2 separate regions of the Mus musculus genome follow, and region 1 is linked to region 2. A link is a loop called in an ENCODE intact Hi-C map of the cell type or tissue named here. Cell type or tissue: left cerebral cortex. All regions are shown on one strand. Links, peaks and the distances in the headings refer to the core of each region. The heading gives the core; the rest is flanking DNA.

Region 1 (2,902 bases), core at 176-2,675, 56 kb after region 2:
GATAGATTCTACATGGAAGTTTGCTTTAAGGGTTGATCAGATCTAGGGTTGAAGAAGCCAACCAGGTGAGGGGCGGGACCATGCTACAGGTGCGCAATATGCAAATAAAGGGGAAGAGTCTCCTAGAGCTCGGCCAAAAGTGTTCTGTGCACTCTTGAAGCGAACTCATTGTCCAGTGGTTCTTACACAGGGGAGGGGAGGTCGCGGGCTCAATGCCAATCCCAAGGGGCGAGCGTTCAAGACTGCCAGGTGAAGGGGTGGGCCCAATCGAACGCGAGGCGGGGCTATGCAAATGAGGGTCGCAGTCCAGTATGGGTCCCCTGCTCTCTGGGCACCAGCGCAACTCACCAGCCTGGGTGATGTCTGACAAGTCGTAACTGCGGGCCGCGCCCCGGGGGAAGTGCTTCAAACGCCGGTTGGACAAGTTCAGGGTCCCGGTGGCCACAGCCTCCTCTAGGGCTCGTTCTGCGCTACGGCTCCCAGGTAGACCAGGAGACCCTGGCAAGGACACTGAAGCTGCAGCTTCCTCACCCCCGGCGGCGAGTGGGCCCGCTACTGCTGCCGCCATCCGCTCTCGGCGGCTCCCCCTGCCTGACTGACGGCACCGGCCGGCCCTTCTCGCCCTTCCCCCTCCTCGGAGCCGCCGTAGTCCCCACTGAAGGGAGGAAGCGAGGGTCAGGAACTCCGCGGACCAATCATGAACCAGAGACGCGTTAGAAGTGCCCAATCAGAAAACGGCAGGGGGTGGAGCCTCTCAATTCTAGATTACACTGAGGGAAGGGAGGGGTGAAGAGGAGCACCCCGCCAACGGCCGCGGTTCCTGGTCGGCCCGCCCCGCGCAGCGACATCCAATCACAACTCTCGAGGCTGGAGATGGAGCCAATGAGACCCGCCCAGGAGGCGGGGACTACAGGTCTCAACTTTAGGGTATTAGAGACCCAGAGACCACAAACCTGCTTTTTCAACCAAGACCAATTGCAATCTAGATTCAGGCGAGTGACTGTGAAGAAGACCAATTAGAACCTACAAAAGGAACCTGTCCCGGCCTCTTCTCTGAGGGACGGTTCTGCCTACCAATAGCATGGGCTAGGAGGTGCTCCATTCGCTAGACAGAAGGAGGTGGGTGAGCTAGAATTTTTGAGACGCAGGTAAAGATCGTAAAAGGCGCGCGCTGGGCGGCCTGACAGTGCAGGGTTAGGGTTGGGTACTAGCTGTGCTTACTGGGGAGCAAACCAGCATCCGAGAAGTGAGGAAGGGCGAGGGATGCCCCACTCAGCACTCAGGCTGTTGTCTCAACAGAAGGGACCATTTCCTCCTGCGCAGTCTTGAGTCCCTAATGGGAATGCTGGGGATGACCGGTGAGGGGGTTTCCAGTTCAGAGAGGGAAAGTCGTCAGACCTGCCAAAGTCCCCCTGGAGAAGACTTGTGATGGCCAGACCAAACTTTAGAGACTACGAAGGATCTCATGGCCTCTAGAACAAGATCTTTGGGGGTTTTTTGTTTGTTGCTTTTCCGAGACAGGATTTATTTCTCCGTGTAGCCCTGGCTGTTCTGAAACTTGCTCTGTAGACCAGGCTGGCCTTGAACTCAAGAGCTCCTCCTGCCTGTGTCTCCCGAATGCTGGGACTAAAGGCGTGCATCATCACCGCCCGGCTAAGACCTCGGGTTTTTTATAAATGAGGAAAGGGAAGCTGGACAAATCTCAGACCTCCAGTAGAACTCCCCCACACATACTTTCATAACAGACTTTGTCTATTGGAAACCTCTTATTTGAAGCTGGGTGTGGTGGCATGAGCCTGTCGTGACAGTTCTTAAAAAGAGGAGGCAGAAGGATCGGGACTTCGAGGTCAATTCCAGGCAAGCCTGGACTACATAACTCCAAACTAACCTTTTTTAAAAACAAAAACAAACAAACAAACAAACAAACAAACAAAAAAACCCCAGAAAACTTCTTGAGATACAGGAAGGAGTCCCAGATGTGAGAGATAATAGTAAAAGAATATTTTTTTTTCCTTTGAGATTTGCTTTTAGAAGAATGTTAGCGTTTAATGAACCTCCCTGTGTGGCTTCTAGTCATTAGAAAACAGGCATCCCAACACCCTTAATCGCCTCGGCTCTTCCAAGGTTAATCCTGTGGTGAGGCATGCCACTAAGCATCCCCCTTCCCTCTTGGGTGCCTCCACAGCTTACCAATGTGGCTGTAGCTGTGGCTAACATGGCCCCATAATTTCAGTCTTTTTTTCTCAATGTGGGTGGCATGGTGACCTAAAGGAAAAGAGGGAGACTGGCTTTCAGAGACAAGGTCTCCTATAGTTCTAGCTGGCCTCTAACTGGTGATGTAGCTAGGAGTGACCATGAACAACTCCTGACTGTTACCACCTCTCAAGTGCTGGGATTATAGGTGTGCACCCTCATGCAGGGCTCGATTAGAGAGCTTAAAATCTTGTGTAGTGACAGAAGACCACGTCTGCTTTCCGTGTTGCCTGACCACCAGTAACTGAAGTTGCTCTCTCATCTCTGGTCATTCCTGCTATACTGATATGCCTAGACACTAAAGTATTAGAGACTGGGGGCTGGAGAGTGAGTTTAGCTGGCCAATAATGTATATTGGTCTACTTCTGTTCTAAGCACCCAAGAGAGTGGCTCACAACAGCTTGGATCTCCTGCTCCTGGCCTCCCAGGGTTCTCTTCTAGCCACCACAGGCATTGGTCTCACAGGCACGTCCCTCCACCCGTACACACAGGCATACACAATTAAAAAGGAGTCTGGGGAGAGAGATCTGAGAAGCTGTGAGCACTTGCTGCTCTTGCAGAGGACCCAGATGGTATTCACAGCAGCCACATGGCAGTTCACAGCCGTCTGAAACTCCCAGTTCCATGGCATCCAGGCATTTATATGGTA
Region 2 (2,902 bases), core at 283-2,782:
TGGCCTAAAACTCACAGCGATCCACCTGCTTGGAATCCAAGGCATGCAGCCATGGTTTACATGAAGCAAAATGGTTCCTTTGCATGTGTACATGGGGACTTGGCATCACCACAGCTCAGGGGGAAGTACACTTGCAGCTATGACAACAATTAAGCAACCTCATCTAGCCCATGGGCTCCTGGGTACCAATAACTCAGAAACCTATCTCTCATCTGCCCGCATCCCATTGGCATGTCTGAAACCAAAGTCCTGACTTATGGTTGCCAGCATCCCTAAACCTGCTTATTCTCAGCCTTTCCTTTTCCAGGCAGTGACCGAGGATGACTCTGAAGTACCGCTACTGCTACCCCCACTTCCCAAATGCTGGAATTACTGGCCTGTGCCACCGCGCTGAGTTGTATGCAGTGCTGGGGGCTTGAACCTCGCGCTTAGTGCACTCTACCAGCTGAGATACATCCCTGGCCACGGAGCAGAGCTTTTAAAATCAAAAGACTCAGATTCAAATTCTGACTGAGCCACAAACCAGTTCTGTGATCCACTTCAACATGTTTTCTTGAATATTTTTTACATGCATTTATTTATTTGTGTGTGTGTGTGTGTGTGTGTGTGTGTGTGTACTCATGGAAATCAGAAGGCAGCTAGCTTATAGGAGTCGGTTTTCTTACAGGAGTGGGAATGAAGGTTAGTGGCAAACGCCGTTCATCCCTTCTGCATCCTACCTCAGGTTTTTAACTTGACTCTAAAGTGGGGGCTCTTTCTATGACTTGGATAAATAAAGTATCTTTTACAAAGCACTCCCCTTCTCTGTCTTTCCCTTTCTCCTCCAGCTCATCCTAGGGCAATTTCTTTCCGATTTTCTTGTCTCCTGGCTCAGCCTGGAACGAGCCTTTGAAATTTGGCGGGAATTAGTATCAATCCGGAGGATGAGCACTACGCACGCGCCGAACACCTCCTTTCTCTCGCACGCTAATTTTGCAACCTTAACAACCAATCAGAGTCAGCATAGGAGTCCGTGGCGAGAGGGGGCGGGGACAAGGAGGAGGGCACGCATTGTACTTGCAAGGTGGGGGTCTTTGTGAACCAATGGAAAAGACAGAAGGCCGGGTGGCAGTGGGGCGTGGTTCTGAAGGCTCCAGCAACCGGAGGCCGTCTCGAATCGAACCAATTAAAGCAAGGAGGTGGGGGGAGACTAGCCAATCAGCGTGCCGAACAGGACGAGGAAGGGGGCGGCAGAGTCTCTCGCGGTCGTGGTCGGGGCTGCAGGAGCTGGTGTCAGGGTTGCCGGGCGTGCGAAGGCGGCGGAGGCGGGAAAGGCAGCGAGCGGTTAAAGGGGAGCGACCGCTGACTTGCAGAGGAACCTGGAGGAGAGATGGTGATGGCGGCTAAGAAGGGCCCGGGCCCGGGTGGCGGGGTCGGAGGGAGCAAAGCGGAGGCTGAAGCCGCTTCGGAGGTGTGGTGCCGCCGAGTGCGGGAGCTGGGCGGCTGCAGCCAGGCCGGGAACCGCCACTGTTTCGAGTGCGCCCAGCGCGGGGTCACGTATGTGGACATCACCGTGGGCAGCTTCGTCTGCACCACCTGCTCCGGCCTCCTGTGAGTGGATCCGGGGGGGGGGGGGGGAACTGGGTTTGGTTCGGGTGAAGTGAGTCTGCAGGAGCTCGGGGCGATCCAGGAGGTCAGAGGGGTAGCCCCGGCATTGGATGTGGCGGTGGAAGGTCGCCTGCTGCAGAGGTGTGTCGTGGGGGAAAGGGAAAAAGCGCAGGGGGACAGAAGACGGGAGTGGAGTCGCGCTGCAGAGGGAGGGTGGGGGCTGTAGAAGGACACGAGGAGAGGATTGGAGAAACTCCCTGGGGGAGGCGAAGGCGAATTGCAGGTGGGGAGAGAGAAAGTGTGGAGGGACTGGGGTGGGGTGGGGGAGGGACTTAAAGGGCCAGAAATTGACATAGACCTTTAAAGGGAACTTTAGCTGGGGTTGCATTGTATCTCAGTTGGTAGAGTGCTTGCCTAGCACGCTCGGCGCCCTGAGTTTCCATCCACAGCACTGCATAAAACCCGAGTAGTGTGGTACACGCCTGTAATCCCAACACTGAGGGGGAGGTGATCAGGAGTTCAAGGCCAACCATGAGACCCTTGCCGCTCCACCAGGAGGGGAGCGGAGGGGAACGGGGTGGAAGGAGAAGGGAAAGAAATAGGGAAGTCGAGCCTAAGACAAAAGTACCCTAGAAGGGAATGGAAAATGCTCCACGCATTAGCCCAGGCTGACAGCCTAGAGTGGCAGGTATGAAGCCAGGGATCAGGTGCAGATCCTAATCTTTCAGGCTCTGGAATGCTAGCTAGAGGGTAGATGACTTACGAAATATACTAAGGGCAGAGAGCCAAAGGGTTATCCTGGCGGACAGCTTAGCTTTCCCGAAGAGATGAGGATCAGAATGGCATATTCTTTTCTTTTCCCCATTTCGTCCTCTGCCCCCGTTAAAGTTGCATTTGATTTCTTTACTTTGCACTGTAGGGACATGTAGGTTCCATGGCTTGTGTGGTTATCAGAGAATAACTTGTAGGAATCAGCAATTTCCTTCCACTACGTGTGGGGCCTGGGGATCAAACTCAGGTCAACAGGCATGGCTGTAAGCTCCCATACTTGCTGAGCTAGCTAGCTCACCAGTCCATTTTTTTTTTTTTTAATTTGTCTTGAGACGGGGTCTCATACAGTCCACGGTGACTTTTAATTCATGATGTAGCTAGGGGTGGCTTTGGAACTCAGAGTCCTCCTGCCTCTACCTCTGTAATGGCTGGGGTTACAGGCATGCTTTGGGGTCTTTCCTAAGTGTACTGCCGAGTCTCATCTGGTAAACTGTAAATTTGGGGAGCAGAGGCTTGGTTGTAAAATCCACAATGCTACCCTCAG

Evidence for each region. Peaks named below come from ENCODE experiments on the same cell type or tissue, not always from the same donor. Only the 100,000 strongest peaks of a DNase experiment are listed, where the experiment ranks them.
Region 1: a loop joins it to region 2, with 4 times the contacts of the local background. A loop is called at or near these places in 1 of 42 quality-filtered maps.

The regions. Positions count from the first base shown.
Region 1 is chr5:137,626,873-137,629,774 of GRCm38, reverse strand. Lrch4 (leucine-rich repeats and calponin homology (CH) domain containing 4) reads right to left here and starts at 652. Exons shown (of 18, transcript NM_146164.2): 1 at 349-652. The coding sequence starts at 568. It overlaps Gm20605 (predicted gene 20605), which reads right to left and starts at 652. Exons shown (of 22, transcript NR_033148.1): 1 at 349-652. In left cerebral cortex, for the core only: CTCF peaks have their summits at 613 and 1,590; DNase peaks (open chromatin) are centred at 902 and 1,624; H3K4me3 peaks cover 1,358 bases; H3K27ac peaks cover 1,571 bases.
Region 2 is chr5:137,683,047-137,685,948 of GRCm38, reverse strand. It overlaps Agfg2 (ArfGAP with FG repeats 2), which reads left to right and starts at 1,196. Exons shown (of 12, transcript NM_178162.3): 1 at 1,196-1,590. The coding sequence starts at 1,370. Gm15498 (a long non-coding RNA gene) reads left to right here. Exons shown (of 2, transcript XR_003956003.1): 2 at 308-564. In left cerebral cortex, for the core only: CTCF peaks have their summits at 1,247 and 2,044; DNase peaks (open chromatin) are centred at 417, 1,090, 1,867 and 2,002; H3K4me3 peaks cover 2,045 bases; H3K27ac peaks cover 1,133 bases.